Regions from separate parts of the Homo sapiens genome. Here regions 2 and 3 are each linked to region 1. The links are chromatin loops, found by intact Hi-C in ENCODE. Cell type or tissue: dorsolateral prefrontal cortex. All regions are shown on one strand. Links, peaks and the distances in the headings refer to the core of each region. The heading gives the core; the rest is flanking DNA.

Region 1 (6,036 bases), core at 1,575-4,074:
ATGGGACTGGGTGCCACAGAGCAGGCGGTGGCGCTCCTCGGGGAGGCTCAGGCTGCGCAGGAGCCCACGTTGGGGGTGGGGAGGCTAGGGCATGGGGGCTGCAGGTCCCAAGCCCTGCCCCGCGGGGAGGCAGCTGAGGGCTGGCGAGAATTTGAGCGCAGCACCAGTGGGCCGGCACTGCTGGGGAACCCGGCGCACTCTCGCAGCTGCTGGCCCAGGTGCTAAGCCTCTCACTGCCCCGGGGCGGTGGCGCCGGCCGGCCAGCCGCTCCCAGTGCGGGGCCCACAGAGCCCACACCCACTCGGAACTCGCGCTGGCCTGCTAGCACCGCGCGCAGCCCCGGTTCCCGCCCGCACCTCTCCCTCCACACCTTCCCGCAACCAGAGGGAGCTGGCTCCCGGCCTCGACCAGCCCGGAGAGGGGCCCCCACAGCGCAGTGGCGGGCTGAAGGGCTCCTCGAGCATGGCCAGAGCGGACGCCGAGGCCGAAGAGGTGCTGAGAGCGAACGAGGGCCGCCCCTCGTTGTCACCTCTCACAACCACGCTGTCTCGTAAAAGGGCTGATGTTACATGTGACAAAACAATTAGAAAACAATATAGGGTGTACTGGACATCAGTTATTTTTGCTGCTCAATATCCATTTACCACTCTTTTGATTAAATAGAAGCCAGTGCTCAGTGGGCATATTCTGGTGCTGATGTTTCTACTTTCCAGGCTCAAGAGGTAGAAAATTGTGATCCCACCTGGCCATTGGGACCCTGATCTCCACCAACCACAGGGCCAGCTTCAGGAACAGCTGGATCCACCTGCTCCAATGAAACAGGTCTGATCTTTGTGGCCTTGGCTCCCATTTCAGGCAGCTGTTCCCACAAAGTAGCAAAGATCATCACCAACAGTTGTAAGCACATAACCTACCAGTTTAGCAACCCCAACAGATTTCTTTTTAAATACTTCTTTCCCCAAAACTCCAATAAAAGTCCTGAGCTGAATATGAATTGACCACTTTTGGTCACGTCCCTTTCTTGGAACCAATGGCGTTGCCAGATAAAATACAGGATGCCTCTCTAAATTTGAATTTCAGATAAACAATACATTGTTTTTAATATAAGTATTCTCCATGCAAAAGACATTAATAATAGTAATAAACATAATAGTAGTAAAAAAAAATCATAGTTGCTTATCTGAAATTTAACTGAGTATTTTGGTTTGTTTTTGCTGTTGATGTTTTGCTAATTCTGGCAACTCTTAAGAGCCAATCAACACAGCCAAGAGAGGCGGAAGAGGGTACCTTTAGGCCAGAGCTGGGATACGCACCCACCCCACAGCAGGAAAGTAGGGTCACCTCATCTAAGCCACATGGGCTGATATGGGGAAAAGGATAGGTCCCCAAAAGAAAACCAGGTACTCCTCCAAGGAGAGGGGGGATGGATGTTTAGAAGCCAAGACAACAGATGTGCGCTAGAATTGAAGTGGGTCCCTCTAAGGAAGAAGAGCATATGTTTTTGGCGGAGGTGAGGGGCCTGTGGACCAGCTGAGTGGGGAAGAGACAGCCTGAGCCCACTCCTCCTCAACCTTCTTTGTGTTTTTACCCACACACATTTGCCAGATTGCTTGAAAAAGGCAACAGCTGTGGAAACTGACAGTTTACAGTTGTGATAAATCGCATTAGTAAAGTATTTCAATTAAAGTGATATCTAACTAAAAAACAAGAAGGCATCTCTGAACAAATAAATTAGTCCTTCAATTTGTGGAGCCTTTGTGTGGAAGATCTCAGCCCTTACCTACTCTCCTATTGTTCTGCTTTTCTCCAGGAGAGGGCCTGCCACAGGGTGTGGGGATGCTTCATTATTTCCATTGAGGAAGGGGCGAAGACTAAGGATGCATGCAAAAACACAAAATCTGTAACTAGGCATTTATTTCATTCCCTTTGGGTATTTCTTAAGCACTAAAATCCAAACTCAGTCTCAGATTTGCTGTAATTTCCCTCATTGTGTTTCAGGAGAGAAGGCATTCAAGAGTCTCCCTGTGGGGTCCGCCTGTCCGGCCCCATCAGCGGGGTGGCCAGGCCCCACAGGGCTGTGTTCTCTTTCCTAAGCCAATTCATCTACATCTGTAACACTTTAAAAGGAACTCAGGGGCATGTCTTCCCCAGCAGATGCTTTTTCCTCGGTTTAGGGTTTAGAAAGTCATTCTCCTGCACAAAATGAATGGCCCAGAGACTCACTGAGCCCCTTGTTCTCCTAGGGTCAGGGCCAGCATAACCCCCAGACCGCAGGGGCCCAGGGCCCTACAATGGGCTCCACGCCTTCACCTCCCTTCCCTTCCCACCCCTCCTGCCCACGAAATCACATCCCCCTCTCCAAATTCTCCACTTCAGCTTAATTTTCAGCAGATCCATTACCCTGCCAGTTAGTAATTCAGGACTAATTAGGTGATTGCTTTCATTTATGGTAGCAATTGGGAGGGGGGATGAAATGGCATTGCCCCTATTCTTGTTGGAAAAATAAATTACGCCCATTGTTACTGGAGATCTTATTTTTCCCCCAATCAAGCAAATTAGCAGCTTGGTTCATTTTCCCAGCATTCACTCCTGAGCAGACGGCAGCGCCCTGGAATGTGGCTTAGAGCTGTGTGGTCAGTGCAATTGTTTGGAGCTGTTTGTGCCAACAATGAGAGGACCCGGCTGTCTCCCAAAGGACGAGTGGCACTTGTCTTCCTTAACCCAAGGAGTTGTTGCGAGCGGCAGCCAGGCCGGGCTTCTCAGGAAGACGTACACCGCCATCTAGTGGACACCGGGGATAACTGCAACGTGTTCGTTCCCTGCGTTTTCTTCTGGTCAGTGAGGACAAGCAATTATGTTTCTAGTAAGTTACTAAAAATAGGGTGGATTCTTTCAATCTCCGGGAGCGAGGAAATGTTTGCCTCAATAGCTGTAATGAAAGTGCAATTCAAGGCTTGCATAACGTCTCTTTTCTGGGTAGCTCGCCTCGGTACTGATTTTCTGGTCCAAAACAGGACTGTTGGCATGGTCTGAGTGAGGTGGGGCAGTTCTCCCGCGCTCAAGTCTAAACAGAGGACTGAGAGTGTCAGTACCTCCAGGCAAGTGGCTCCTTTATCTCAGCAGCCTCTCCATCATCATCACCCGTGTCTCACCATAGCAAGCCTATTTCTGAAGTGCGTGAAATACAGGCGTTCAAAAGCTGGCTTGCTCACACCCAGGGGCACAGCCACTTCCCAATGGAAGTCAGAGCCCCCCCAAATCCTAATACTGGGTGCTGAGGGGGTGCTCATTCTCCACCCCCTAACAACATATGCTTTCATGTCTTTTTTCTTTCCACTCATTCTACTTACAGAAACAACACATTTGTCTCTCCCTGGTTTACAACGAGAACCATGATTTGCCTGGGGTTTGTGAACAGGAAGGATAGCAGTGGGGGAACAAATACATCGCAGTATGGGTGGGATTCGGTCAATAGTTCTCTACCACGGGCGATTTTGCCCCCCCCGCCTCCTCCCCGGAGACATTTGGAAATGTCTTGGTACATTTTAGGTTGTCACAACTTGGGAGGCCAATAAATATTGTCCAATGCCCGGGAAAGTCCCCCCACCGCAAAGAATTATTCAGCCCAAAATGTCAATCCTGCTGAGGTTGAGGAAGCCTGGTTTAGGGTAACAAAGATTGCCCTGCAGTAATGGGGTTATGATAACATTGATTGTCCTCAAATGAGCCACACTGCAGAGACTAGATAATTCATCCTCTCCCAAGTCAGTATTTACCACCTTTTTTCTTTTAGACTCTTCCATTTTAAACATAATTTAGCTGTCTTTTTTAATTTTTTTTGTGTGTGCCGCTGGGAAGAAAAAGGATTGAAAGGGGGGAGGGGAAGGCGACAGAAAAGGAGGATTAGAAGCATGACCTGTTTCTCCTGGAAGAGCTCGGCACATTCCTGTCTCAGATGTGCTTTGTGACCGAGCAGGGTACAATTAAAAGCACAATAATTTGCTTGTTATTCAAGTCAGGCATTAGTCCGGGTAATGGCGTGCTTGGTGGAGAGATGGATTTCCTTGTTAGGAGCTAAGCACAGGATTAGCTGAATTCTCCATGGAGAAATCTTGATTTGTTCAAGGTCTTTCATGTTTTCTACAGAGAAGGGATTATGTCTTCTTAAAGAGGTTCCTTGCTTAAAAAGCTACAAAGTATAAGAAAAGGATTTAGGGCAGAGGGGCCTGTGGTTAAGTAGCTGAGGGGTATAGGGAATTTTAGAGCAAAGGATTATTTAAAGCCATAAAGTTCAAAAAATAATTGGTTTAGCACTACTGGGTCAGCGCTGGCAAGTGCGCGGTAAAGGCAGTTAAGCATGAGCTAATATTCATTTTACTTTGACTAATTATTGCATGGGTCCAGGAGAGAGACGCGAAAGAAAACATGGCCCCTCCTTGGCAATCAGAGCGTGCCTTGTTTTTAGTTTCTTTGCCTTACAGGCACACTTATATGTTGGGATGCCCAGAATCCATGCATCACAAGGCCCTTATTACATAAAACACAGGAAAATTGTTCTCTCAAAATAGAACAGCACATGCCGTGCTATCCCAGTGACCAAGAATAAACCACTATTAGTGTTAACTCTATTGATTTCATCAGCCAGAGAGGACATGAAGTAAAACAATCCTGACTGCACCCAATGCCCCTGCCTAAGTCTAGGTGAGCAGTTCTCAGCCAGGGGCAACTCTGTTCCTCAGGGGACACTTGGCAATGTCTGGGGACATTTTTAGTTGTCACTACTGGGGAGGTGCTGCTGGCATCCAGGATGCAGAGGCCAGGGATGCTGCATAACATCCTACAATGCACAGAATAGCCCTCACCACAAAGAATTGTCTGGCCCAAAATGTCAACACTACTGAAATTGAGAAATCCCGGTCTAGACAGAGGTGATGTTTTACTTTTAGTTAGTTAAAGGATTTCAGAATTCTCCCTTCCCCACATCCATAACTGATGATTATCAGATGACCATAATTATTGTTGACTGCCACACTTTTCTTCCCCTTTTCAACACTGGGCCTTGTTACAATTCTGGAAATAAAGTGCTGTCAAGGGAAACCTGCCCTCGGTATGCCAGGGCCATCCAAGATTTGTGGTTGTGCCTCCCTACTCCTTCCACAATGGACACACACCCAAGAAGAATAAAGCTGCCTTCTCTGCAATTTCCCCAGATTCTGAATTTTGAAGACTTTTCTTCCCTTTTCTAAGATTACTGTTCCTCCCTGCATGACAAGTGTTCAGTTAAATCATTTGTCCTGCGGCTTTAAAGGAGTTAAGAGCCCACAGCTTCAAGATATCCATTTTCTCCCTGGTGACTGATGATTCTTATCCCGAGGGAGGTGAATGCCTGGGACAGGAGCTTCTACAAACCTAGTTAAAGCCAAAGGGCTGTGAATCAGGACCATTCCAAGGCATAGCCATCAACTCTCTGGGACATCCTCAAGGATGTACTTAACCTCCAGCTACAGGAGAAGATGGGGGAAGACAGAGGGTTTCAGAAGGGGAGTTAGAGGGCACCTGGAGAATTAAAGGTGGACACACTAAAACTAAACCCTACCCCTGTTGCCTTGCACAGATCAACACAGAACAGCCCCGGGTCCCACCGGCCAGCCCTTCTCTGCACCCTGTCTAAGCTCATCTCTCTGCCTTGCCCTCACTCCCATTCAGTACATTCTCAGTGCAGTCGTCACCATGATCCTGAAAATCTCAAGTCCTATCATGTCACTTCCAAACTCAAAACCCCTCAAATGCTCCCATCTTGCTCCAAGTAAAAGCAAAAACCCTTCTTTTCACTCTCTCCCTTCCTTCCTTCCTTCCTCAATCTTCCTCCCCACAACACACCCCTGCTTCTCCTGGCCTCATCTTCCATTCTTCACCTACCTCACAGTCTTCTCACTTATTCTACCCTTGCTTAGAATGTTTTTCCTCTCCATATCTTCTGGGGCTGATCCCTCAAATCTGCCCAGATGTCCCCTTCTCGTTGGAGGCACGCCATCT
Region 2 (6,036 bases), core at 2,227-4,726, 67 kb after region 1:
ATTCCAGCATTTTGGGAGGCTGAGACAGGAGGATCGGCCAGGAGTTTGAAACCAGCCCGGGCAACATAGTGAAACCCTATCTCTACAGAAAAAAAAAAAAAAAAGTAATTGTAAAACATAGCCAGGCATGGTTGCACGTCTATGGTCCCAGCTACTTGGGAAGCTGAGGCAGGAGGATCACTTGAGCCCAGGAGGTTGAGGCTACAGTGAGCTATGATGGTACCACTGCACTGCTGCCTCAGTGACAGAGTGGGAACCCATCTCAAAAAAAAAAAAAAAGACAAGGACTAAAATTGCTCTATCAGTTTTAGAATCCTCTCAGTCTCCAGTGACAGAGAGCCTGACTGGCATGACAAAGACATCCCCAATTGTCTCATGTAACAGGAAATCTGGGAGAAAGCAGCCCAGATGCAGTGATAATCTAGTCTCAGGGATCCAACTAGCTTCTGTCCAATTTTCTTTTTTTGATAACTCAGGTTTGCAAACCGGCTGCTACTGCTCCGGGCATTGTATCATTGTAACAGTGTGCTACACTAGAAGAAAAGGGTGGGCAAAAAGCTTTCTCCTCAAAAAATAACTTTTATGCCTTTTTATCTGAGAAATTAAAAAGTCAGCTGGATATGGTTGCTCACACCTGTAATCCCAGCACTTTGGGATGCCAAGGCAAGGAGGTGCTCAGGAGTTTGAGACCAGCCTGGGTAACATGGCAAAAACCCCGTCTCTACTAAAAATACAAAAATTAGCCTGGTATGGTGGCACACATATGTAGTCTCAGCTACTCAGAAGGCTGAGGTGAGAGGATTCTTTAAGCCCGGGAGATGCAGGTTGCACAGTGAACTGAGATCACACCACTGCACTCCTGCCTGTGTGATAGAGTGAGACCCTGTCTCAAAATAATAATAAAAAAAAAAAGAAACAGAAAAAGAAGTCTTTCCCAGAAACTGCCAAGGGACTCAGCAGCCAGTGTCATGTAGCCACTTAGAGCTGCACAAAAGGCTGGCAAAAGGAAATGGGACTACTACAACTGGCCTAGACCTCCCTAAGCCATCCCCTAGGGCTGAAAAAGAGCCCTTATTCCCTAAGGTCAAGGGATCTCCACCCCTACCTCAACAAAATAGGGGAGACTTCATGAGAAAGAAGTGGGGGTAATGATAGGCTGTATGGGTCTCTGAGTCATAGCTCCCATGTGTCTAATGACTTTAATGGCCACCAGTAGCTCCTGATGGTCCATGAGATGCACATCACCCACCAGCCTTGACTGGCAGTGGCACCTGGAAGCACGGTGTTGGGAAGTGTCTACAAATGAAGCATTTGTAGGATCCAAGGAAGGAAGTGCTGTGCTTTATAGCAATGGCTGCAGTGCACATGGCATAGGGGACTCACAAGCAGCTGAGTGCTCTGTGTGACCATTCTTTTCTTTCTTTCCTCACAGAATAGTCCCCACCCTGTGACAGGTGAGCTTCAGTTCATCCTAGTCTAATGGCAATTCCTATTTTCTTCCCCAACAAAACTAGTCCCCACACCGTCTCTGCTTCTGCTGCTGGGTATCTGAATGTCATCTGCTCATATTGAGGAGGAAAGGATGAAGCCCCGGAGAGGCATCGGCAGGTGGAATCCCACATTCCTCCTGACATCTGATTGAAGCACAAGTAAAACAAGCCTAATGCTGTCCTCACCAAGTTCTAAAGATGACAAACTGTACTATATACACAACCCTTGAATCAGAACTTGAGATAAATCGATTTGGAAACTTTGTACCTGAAAAATTGTCTCAACCTAAGAGCACCAGTATGTCTGCATCATTTTTAGTATCTATTTTTACAAACCACTTTTCAGAGGCACTATAGCAATAAGTCTAAAGTGTTCCATTTCCAAATCTGAGCATTTTTATGCAAACTTTTCATCTTCCTGGGGCATACGAGTCCAAGAAAAGCATTTCATTTATTGAAAGGTCTGCATTGCAAAGCTTTGCCCTGCTAGAATGCAGGCTCTATGACAGTGGGACTTTTGCCTGGTCTGTTCATTCAGTATCCTCAGCACCTAAGCCACTGCCTTATCTAAAGCGTTCCATAACTACTTTTCAGATTAATGTCACAGGATGTCCATTCCTCCTGTGCTATGTGATGTGTCCTCTACCACTTTCCCCTTGAAAATTAAGGTCTTGATGGAGCATCCTTTGACATCAGTGGCATGCCCCAGATGAGAAACAGGGCTATGTAGAAGGCAGGCAGGTTGAGTCAAAGCCATCTATTCAGTGTTAGGTGAAAGACTCAGGAGACAGAGCATGCAGCACAGGCACTGGTTATAGGTCCATAGGAACAGCTTTCTTCATAAGGAGCCATGCTGTGCCAGGAAGTCACTTAATAACAGCAAACACTTATATAAGTGCCAGGCCCGGTTGAAAGTGCTTTATTTACATTACCTGGCTTAATCCTCACAACAAGTCTATCAGGGAGATGCTGTTACTGTCACATCCTTTAACAGATAAGAAAACCGAGGCACCAAGTTAAATCGGCTGCTTGACGACTATCACACACACAGCAGCAGAACCTAGTCTACAAAACTGTAGACACAGAACCTAGATTCCTGGCACCCTGGTTTAAGTATCTGTGTGCATGACGTCTTCATCACAAGGTGGCCACTTTGGCTTCCGGGACCTCAGCCTTCTCTTTGTCAAAGCCAGGAGAAAGCGGGGTAGGATGATCGATCAATGGCTTTCCAACCATCTCAGCTCTAGCACTGTTTTTCAAAATAAATCTTACATGACCGACCAAATTCATAAAAACACAAAAGAGGAAGGTGGTTTACCAGGGGTTTGGGATGGAAGGGTCGAACGGGGAGTGGTTATTCAAAGGGTATAGAGTTTGTTTTGCAAGTGGAATAGTTCTAGAGATCTGTTTCACAGCAATGTGAATATGCTTTACTGAACTGTACAACTAAAAGTGGTTAAGATGGTAAATTTTACCTTCTATGTTCTTTATCACAAGAAAAAGAAGAAATTTTACCTGGCAGCTCGATAAGAAAAACAGGGGCAGGGCTGCCTGATTTAGCGCAAGCAGGGGCCCAAGATCCTAGCCTCTTGGCTTTTCCCAGATCCTTTCACCACCTCCACAAGAGCAGCCCCTAAGGCGGTTCCTCAGAGTACACGTTTAAAACCACAACACAGGACAACCTCTAAATTCTTTTTATGGTGATTCCAAAGCCTCAGATCAGATCATGCCTTCAAAAATCTCAATCTCAAAAACCCGCGGGGCCCCTCCATGCATAGATCATTTATAACTCCCCATCATGGTTCTTGAGATCTTCCACAATGTGGCCCCAGCTTAAGTGACCCCCTGAATCCTCCACTCCAGTCACATCTGACTCCACTCTTCGGCTTACTGGGTCAGGCACTGGCACGCCAGACATCACGATGTCCAATTTCCTGCTCCCGTTGCCTGCTAAATCCCATTTCCCTAGACTCTCCTATTCCCCTGTACTCAGAAATTATCACAACTGTCTCTTGAGCCTCTGTTCATTGCCTGTCTCATCCTCATTTGTGAAACAAAGGTGGTGCACTCAACTGGTACCCCAGCTCCAAAGGCTCTTTTGATTCCTACCTTAGCTATGGGTGAGACTTGATCTTCATCTCACTGTCACTCTGACAAGCTGCCCAATTCCCCTACCCTCTGTCTGTCCTGAGGGTTTTACAAGTACCCGGGACTCTCGGATGGAAGAGTTGGTGGGGAACAGTTGGGAAGAGACTCAGGTACAGAGGAGCTGTTGGTGATACCTCCTGCCATGGTTCTGACCCCAAGGAACAGGGAGAAAGTGGATACTAGGGAAGACAACCTCAGCCATGATCAGCCTGTAGGAAGGAGCACCACAGAAGGTAAATGGGAACACAGAGTCTCATTTTGTTGCCCAGGCTGGAGTGCAATGGTGCAAACTCGGCTCACTGCAACCTGCCTCCCAGGTTCAAGCGATTCTCCTGCCTCAGCCTCCCAAGTAGCTGGGATTACAGGGCATCACCGCACTAATTTTTGTAATTTTAGTAGAGTTGGGGTTTCACCATGTTGCCCATGCGGGTCTCAAACTCCTGGCCTCAAGCAATCTGCCTGCCCCGGCTTTCCAAAGTGCTGGGATTACAGGCATGAGCCACTGTGCCCTGGCACACGTTTTTAAGAAATAATCCTGACTAAAGCACAGAACAATTCTTATCTTTGTCTGTGAAGCTCCTTGCATCTTCCTGGAGTCCTGCAGTGACTGATGTTTCCATCATGTGTTCGCTCCACCAGCAGCCACAGTTGCCTGCCACTCACTACAGCACCCCCATCGCATACTCTGACCCAGCCCACGTAGAGTTGGCCGGAAGAGGGTACAGAATAGGAAAATAAGGCATCTGAAAGGGAAATGCATGCTTCCTAGTTTAGATCTGCATCAACTCCTTTGCCCAATACAGGAAATTATTTGGCTACCCAAACACAGTAACCCATTTCTCTTTGTTTGGGAACATGGTGATTATATACACAGGAGAGGGAGTAAATAAGATAAAGGACATAATGTGAGCTAGATTTTTCATTTGGTGAGCAGAATGAAAATCATTTGAACATATCCCTATGGAAAAAATAATCAATTTTTCATAGACTTGCTATAGGTTTCATAAAATATATTGCACACATATTTTTAAAGTAAGAAAGTGGCTTTTTAATGATACTTAAAATATACAACATGGCAAGATTTAAAATGTGTTGGAGGCTTGAAGTTTGGTACTGCCTGCTAAAATATAGATGATATGGATAAGCCTGTCTTCTTGGGATAAATGTGAGAACTAGTTTATCTTATTATAAAGCTAATAGGAAGGAACTTGGTATTCAGGCAGTTGAGTAATTGGTATAAATCCTCCCAAGATAGTACATCCCCTAAACTTCTACCATTTAGCGGTTGCCTATTGGTCTGTGTGCATTAAATAACTACTCTTAACCCAGAGGCTAGCAAAATATTGTTCACGTAGAAAAAGTCAACCAAAAGCGGAGTAAGCATGGTCGCCACCAATAGAAGTATGAACACCACTCGTTCAACAGATACTTCCCAAGCAGTGCTCTAGGGCGAGAATATAGACACACAATCAAGGTGGTCTGGGTTTTCAATCCCTCTTCCAGGCAGACTAGCTCAGCTTTTATGAGCAACTGGCTCGATTTTCTACAGCGATGGGCAAGCTTTTCACAGGAACACATCTCCATTGAAAGTGAAAGTAGTGAAAGTCCATGCCCCATAGCTTTGTCCAGCCTCTTACAAGCATTTAACGCAGATCTACAGGGCACAGGTAAGAACATAGAGGACAAACGCAACTGGAGAAACAGACATCTTCAAAGCCACTGCTGGTGGGTCGTCAGGGCCCTCCCTGTCCACAGAGCACAGGCTGCCCATTTGTCACAGTTATAAAAATATCAAGGTTTTTTCTCCACTCTCTGCCAAATAGGGATGTGCCTGGCATGTAAATAGCACTTCGTATATATGAATGAATGGGTGGATTAAAGAGAGAGACAATAAAGATTTTTAAAATGTACTTGCAGCAGATCCAATAGATGAAGAGCCAAGTTTACCAGAAAAATCACTCAGGTTTGCTATTCTTTGTTACACAATAAGTTAAATACTATTTCACTCTTTTGTGTCTAGCACCTTGCTTCAAGGAGCTATGATGACATTAAACATCACTGACTTCAGAGAATTTAGAGTCTAGCTGAGAAGACAAGTAACATGCCAAACTTATGATACCAAAGGTCAAAGAATGAGGAGTTTGCAGAAGGAAAGGTCACTTCGGACCAAGTTGGCTGAGAGGACTTCTGGGAGCCTTAAGAAGGACTTTAACAAGGGCATGGAAATATGGTAGGCTTTGAGTTACTAAAGGGTCACAGGCGGCATTTCACAGAGGTAGAAAAACAGAAACTAAGAGAAGCAGAAATAAGCATAGAGTTGGCCCGATAGCAATGACAGACCGCACCTGTCCTAATCCAGAGCTGTAGGAAATAGAGCTCTTATAGGGTGGGACCTTCA
Region 3 (6,036 bases), core at 2,157-4,656, 820 kb before region 1:
AGGACGGGACTCTGGACAGTGCCGATGCTACCAGGCAGAAGGAGGAAAAAGAGACACAGAAGGAGCCTGAAGTTAACAGAGAGGCCAAAGAGGACCAAGGAGAGCACATTTATAAAACGCAGATGAAAATAGACTCCAGAGGAAGTGACTGTGCAAAATTATAGCATGAGAAACAGGCACTTTTTTTCTATTGTTGAACTTAGTATTACAGAGTAAACCTTGGGCATCAATTAGTTCAGCTGTCTCATTTTGCAGGTGAAAGAACAGAGACTCATGAGCGCTTTCTTGAGTTTAGTTCAGAGCTAGTTTGAGGCAGAAAGAAAATCCAGTTCTGCCTTGTGTGGGAACTATCTTGCTGCTACGCTATTCTTGTTTATGATGCTGCTAGAATCAATGAGACAATATTGAAAAATATTAAGTCCCCGGAAGGAAAGATTTAATGATGATGCTGACACAAATTTCAATATTACCTTGTCTCTGAGGCGCACAAAGCATTTTGCATAGATGATTCTTTCTCAAAAGAGTCATACACCACAAGAAGGTGGCAAAGATTTTTACTATTCTTCTATTACAAACAGAGAAACTGAGTCATGCTGAGGTTCCTTGCTTTTGTGCAATAACTAAAATGTCTTTTGAAGACAGATGTGCCTTAAATGCTGTTAACAATGAGGCTATGTGAGTATCATGTAAGTTTCTATGTTTGACAGTTATTTTTTGAAAGAGCAACCCCCCAACTCCACCTCTTTACAATTATAGCAATAGCTGGGTAGCTTATGAACCCTGTTTCCTTGCCTTATGCTTACAATTTATGGGCAATCTTCATATTTTGATATAAGGATCCACACTGGGAACCTAGTAGGCACACAAGAAATGTTCTCAACCCAAGTATTATCAGGGGTATTCCTTCACTTTTGTCATCTTCAGAAATGGGGAACAGTATGAACCCTACATGCTTTTCGTGACTAGCTTCAACAAACCCCCATGCAAATGCACTGGGATGTTGGCAGAGCAGGAACTGATCCAATTGAGTTACAGCTCCTCGACAGTGATCTGAATATTTGCTTAAGATTTGCGACCTCATCCATGGTGGTGCATCAGGGTGAAATGAACAAAGCGTGAGAGTTGGAGATACAAAGGGGGAGCAGAGGACCTCCTGGTACCAGTCTGGCAAGGAAAATTGACTGAGGGTTATCATGTGTCCAAGGGTCACATCTAAGTCTTCCAAGTGGCTTTTATATCAATCTATCTGTATAGGAGGGTCTTAGTCAGTTCGGGCTGCTATAACAAAGCACTGTAGGCTCAATGGCACATAAACAACAGAAATTTATTTCTCACATTTCTGGAGGCTGGAAGGCTGAGATGAGGGTGTTAGCATAGCTGGGTTCTGGAGAGGGCCCTCTTCTGGATTACAGACTGTCAACTTCTTATTGTGTCCTTACATGGTGTAAGAAGAACAGGCACTCTCTGGGGTCCCTTTCATCAAGGCACTAATCCCATTCATGAGGGCTCCACCCTCATGACTTAATCACCCCCCTCAAAGGTCTCACCTCCTAAAACCATCACCTTAGGGGTAAGAATTTCAACATAGGAGTTTTTGGGAATACACGAACATTCAGTTCATAACAAGGACTCTAAAAAGAAATAATATGTTTTAAATTCCTACTTTGTGCCAGGTACTTGGCTATACTGACCAGGTACCATGGACAAGATACTTAGGGTTTCCTTCCTGGTTTCTCTCTGTAGATCCATTATCTAATTCTCTGTCTAACTATGTAGCCAACTTACAAAAGACAGAAGGCAGTTTACAAGACCCAAAAATTTAGTAAGAAACCTATACCGAGGATCAGTCGGGAGGTGGAGGCGTGGATACAGAGGCGTTACTGTCATAAGGAGGGCTCCCTCTCAGCCAGCACAAACTGGAAGCGTATCGACAAAGGCAGGCCACCCCTTCGCGGCTGTATCGATTTCCTTTCTGGCTTGCAGGCAGTTTACTGCTGTTACATGTCCACGCAGCACAGCCCCAGGCCAAGAGGAACCGCTGTCCCCGCAGTGCGTTGCAGGGAGGGAGAGGCCCCTGATCACGCCTGCCTGGTGCTGTTCCTTCCTATCTCTCCCATCCTTTGTGTCTGCAGTTCAGACTGCTTTTTCTCATTCTTGCCGGTGGAGTTTTCAAAAGCAAAAATCCTGCTTTCTTCAGCCACTCGGAGAGTATACAGTATATCTGATGTCTGAGACATCAAACAAATGCTTGTGCTCACAGAGCAGAAATAATCCCAGACAAAAGACTACGGCCATGGGGAGAATACGAAAGAGAGAGGGTCGGGAAATTACCAGGCAAGTCGAAGAACAGGCTGTTTCACAAACAGCCTGTGAGAAGTAGGAAAGTAGGAAGCCCGAGCTGTGGGGAATCTGCTGGGACCACCCTGACCCCAGCCCCCACCAACAGTGCCCACACCAGGGAACCGTCCCTTTACTCATAAATCGGTAGCTGCACCTCCTTCTCCTTGCAAGCAGAGTCTGGAACAGTCTCACAAACGTTCCTAAACGTGGGCACAGACGTTCAGTTGTGAACACACGTATGTGCACCCCCTAGGAAGGAACTGATCCCAGTCTAGCATTCTCATAGAAAAGCCAGGTTGCTCGGCGTCCGGGGAAGCAGAACCCAGTTCTCAGTTCCTTTCTCTCCCGGGGCTGCGGGGCTCTCGGAAGGAGACGGGAGTTGACAGGAATCCGTGGGATTTCCTCTTCAGCACCTGCCTCCTGGCCACACTCCCACCCGCTCTGCCTGTCTTTTCCCCTGCGTGGCAGCCTGATCCGTGAGGCCCTAAGAGTGAAGGGGTGAATTAATTGGAGGAGGAGAGAGGAAAGGCGAGGGCAGGGGAAAACTCCACAAATCAAAGGGGTTTATCTCCCAGAGGGCTGGTGGGAGTGAGCCATACTCACAATAGCGATTCAAGTTCACCTTGTGTGAAGGTAAAGAGGTGTTTTAATGGCTCTGTAGAAAGTGGGGCGGAGAGAGAAAGAGGGATAGAAAATCAAAAGAGAGAGAGAAAGAAAGAGAGAGAGAGGTGCAAATCCAAATGTCGATGTGTAGACATAGTGAGGAGAGCCTGCTGGCTGACAGGGTGATTTATTGGATTCTTCCAGTTAATCACTGCCGGCCTGTGGCCAAACCGATCTCCAGCAAAGCTGAAAGGCAGCCGAGGGAAACAGGCTTATAAGCATAAAGCCGCATAATGGTGTTCAATGAAGTGTGAGACTTTTAGTTCAGTCTCGCTGAGCCGGCCGCACCGCCGGAATGTCAAAGAGGGATTGTGGGTGGAAAAATTATGGATTTAAACTGCTAGCTGTAAATGAGGTCAATATGTCTGGTTCATAAACAGTCCGAGCCTATTCCAAGAATGCAGTGAGGGGGAAAATTAGCGTGAAGCCAACACTGTAGACAAACCTCATTGAGATATAATTGCAGCTATAAATACAAGCGAAAAGCTTACCGAGTGCAATAAAATACAGACACGCTTTTTTATTCCCCTTCTTCTTCCTTCTTTGAATCTATGCATTTGTTAAGGGTTGTGCATCCCTAATGCTCCCTTCATCTCTCCCTCCCTCTCCTAGTGACACCCAATGTTGCAATTAATTGAGTGTTCTTGATCTCTCATTCCATTTTATTCAGGCGAGATTGGAAAAAATCAAAAGAGCACATCTAAAGCATTTTCTTCCCTTTTGCTTTTCTATTTGAATCAGGTTGAAATGTGTGAAAAAAAAAAGCAGCGCTTATTTTTTATAAGGGGGAAAATCCAAGTATAAAGTCTTTTTAAACTAATACATCTGTTAGATTATTTGAATCTCAATTTAATGAAGGGACATGAACGGCACCCACAGGATCCTATGGTTTGCATTCTTTGGAGGGCTACCTGGTCTTGGCTCATAAAACATTGACTTAAATGAATATGTTTTTTTTTTCTTTTTCTTCTTTTTCTCCCGCCTCCCCTTTTTAAAAAAAAAAAAACTCGAAAGACTCTCATTACTGTGTTTTGTACTCAAGCTCAAAGGATAGAGGACAGACATTAGCAAACTTGCTTTGCCCAGTTTAAAAGCCGATACAGTAATAAATTGAAGTCTAATAGCTCTGGTCAGGCTGCCTTTCCCCCTAAACCAATTGATTTAAATGGCAGTAATTTGGCCAGCGAGGCTAGTCCTGTTTAAATTAAACCCATTAATATAATAGCACAAGTCCTGAATGAAATCCATCTGCAAGAAAGGCTCCACCGGTCAGTAGTTTCATAACTGCCCAGGGACGTCCTAAAACGCCCACAGTCGTGTGAACAGGAATTACAGATTACAGGCAAGACCCTGAAAGGCTCCTGATGAGAGAGAGAGAGAAAAAGAGACAGAGAGAAGGATATGAAAACAATTGTGTGAGCACACACATTCAAAGCAAGTGGGAAACCGACCTGAAGATTTCAAGGGAAATGACCTTGGTTATTAGTAACAGTGAAAGGTTAATTGTATTAATAACAACAAGCAGCGGTGCTGCAGGAAAAGCCCTCAGCATCTTCTTTTCCTCCCCCCTGTCTCAGTAAGGAGACATTTTTCCTCTTTAACTGTTCTGCCTAGACCCCATGGCCCAAAAGGACAAAAATAATTTCTTCAAAGCGGGAATTTGATCTTTGCAGCTGAAGGTGTATGTGTGTATGTATTTCAGTGCTGGCTCTCGAGACAGTGTCTCTGCTGTGTCTACGCTTGGTTCAGAGTGCATGTCCTTTGCTAGTTTACATTAAGTTGACCAAGCAAGTGGGATTTGGATTTGAGAATCAGGAACGCAGCTGCCGGTTTTATCACTAAGTCTGAGTCAGTGTTTAAACCTGAGCAAATTGTCTGCCATCTGTTCGAAGGGAAGAGATGCTTCCTAAACAGAACAGAAAGAGCTTGAACTAAGGAACTGTGGAATTGTAGGGACTTCAGCATTTATGTGGATTTGAAGGGTGACAGTAAAATAATGCCACACATGTTCACAGGTGGCTGATGGAAGGAGCTTAATTACTTTAAGGCCACACTCTGAATCCAGCTCTTACAAAGCCAGTAGGAGGCGGTACGGGTCTAAGAGTGAGATTAGGGTTAGGGAGCAGGGCTTCTGGGTTCCAGCCCATTTCTGTCATTTGTCAGCTGTGCAGTCATGGAGAAGCACCTTCATTTGAGTTTGCTTCCTCATTGAAAAGAAAAAAAAAAAGGAAGAATACTTGTTCTGCATTCCTCACATATTGTTGTTGGAATCAAGTGAAAAGGTGCATGAGAAAGTCCTTGGCAATCAATAAAGCATTAAATATATTTAAGATAGTAGTACTAGTCACTGTACCATTATTATTAGGCTTACTAACAAGGCAATAATTAATAACTATTATATAAGTTATTATATAACTATTTTATATGTAAATATATAGATACAAAATTATAACAAAATTGTATAGCTGTATCCACTCTTTATCAGGTGCTTACCATGTTTGGGATATTGTGATAGGTTCTTGCACATGAAATGCTCTTTTATTTACTTTCATACAACCCTGAGAGGTAAATATTATTATTATCCTCTATTTTATAGACAAGGAAATATAAGCTTTCTTCTGTATTCAGTTTTAATATTCTTTGAGGATACGTAATGATTTCCTTCCTCAGAATTGCTACCACATTTCTTTACCCAATTATTTGCACTTCAGATCAGTGGATCTAAGCAATGAATGCACATTAAAATCACAAACACATTTTTGTTTGTTTTTAATACTGATGTTTAGGGCCTACCCCAGAGCTTCTAAATTTGGTAGTTCTATGTTACACTCAGGATGAGAAATACTAGATTAGTCTATCTGGAGAGGAAGAATTTGAACAAGTATCCCACTACTCCTTACAAACATTGTGTCTTATTCTGCATGATTAAAACACACACACACACACACACACACACACACACACACACACCTTGAGTTTACAAACAAGGAAATGTCAAAATTTTTTGTGACTGCTTCCATAATTTTCTCCTGA

Evidence for each region. A loop is a pair of places that touch in the nucleus more often than their neighbours do. Peaks named below come from ENCODE experiments on the same cell type or tissue, not always from the same donor. Only the 100,000 strongest peaks of a DNase experiment are listed, where the experiment ranks them.
Region 2: a loop joins it to region 1, with 7 times the contacts of the local background. A loop is called at or near these places in 7 of 110 quality-filtered maps.
Region 3: it touches region 1 in a loop (4-fold over the local background); 2 of 110 quality-filtered maps call a loop at or near these places.

Annotation. Positions count from the first base shown.
Region 1 is chr9:78,436,397-78,442,432 of GRCh38, reverse strand. All of the region lies in intron 2 of LOC107987083 (a long non-coding RNA gene), which reads right to left. Among named protein-coding and RNA genes, the nearest start is that of PSAT1, 140 kb to the right of the region's middle. RefSeq lists an enhancer at 1,529-5,145. In dorsolateral prefrontal cortex, for the core only: CTCF peaks have their summits at 2,593 and 2,794 (motif pointing left); DNase peaks (open chromatin) are centred at 2,762, 3,507 and 4,002; H3K4me3 peaks cover 1,357 bases; H3K27ac peaks cover 1,202 bases.
Region 2 is chr9:78,370,390-78,376,425 of GRCh38, reverse strand. The region is part of intron 1 of LOC107987083 (a long non-coding RNA gene); the gene reads right to left. Among named protein-coding and RNA genes, the nearest start is that of PSAT1, 76 kb to the right of the region's middle. In dorsolateral prefrontal cortex, for the core only: no CTCF peak of the experiment used is centred there; no DNase peak of the experiment used is centred there; H3K27me3 peaks cover 1,606 bases.
Region 3 is chr9:79,254,151-79,260,186 of GRCh38, reverse strand. No RefSeq gene overlaps it. Among named protein-coding and RNA genes, the nearest start is that of LNCARSR, 310 kb to the left of the region's middle. RefSeq lists an enhancer at 2,878-4,480. In dorsolateral prefrontal cortex, for the core only: no CTCF peak of the experiment used is centred there; a DNase peak (open chromatin) is centred at 3,295; H3K4me3 peaks cover 1,902 bases; H3K27ac peaks cover 556 bases; H3K27me3 peaks cover 1,110 bases.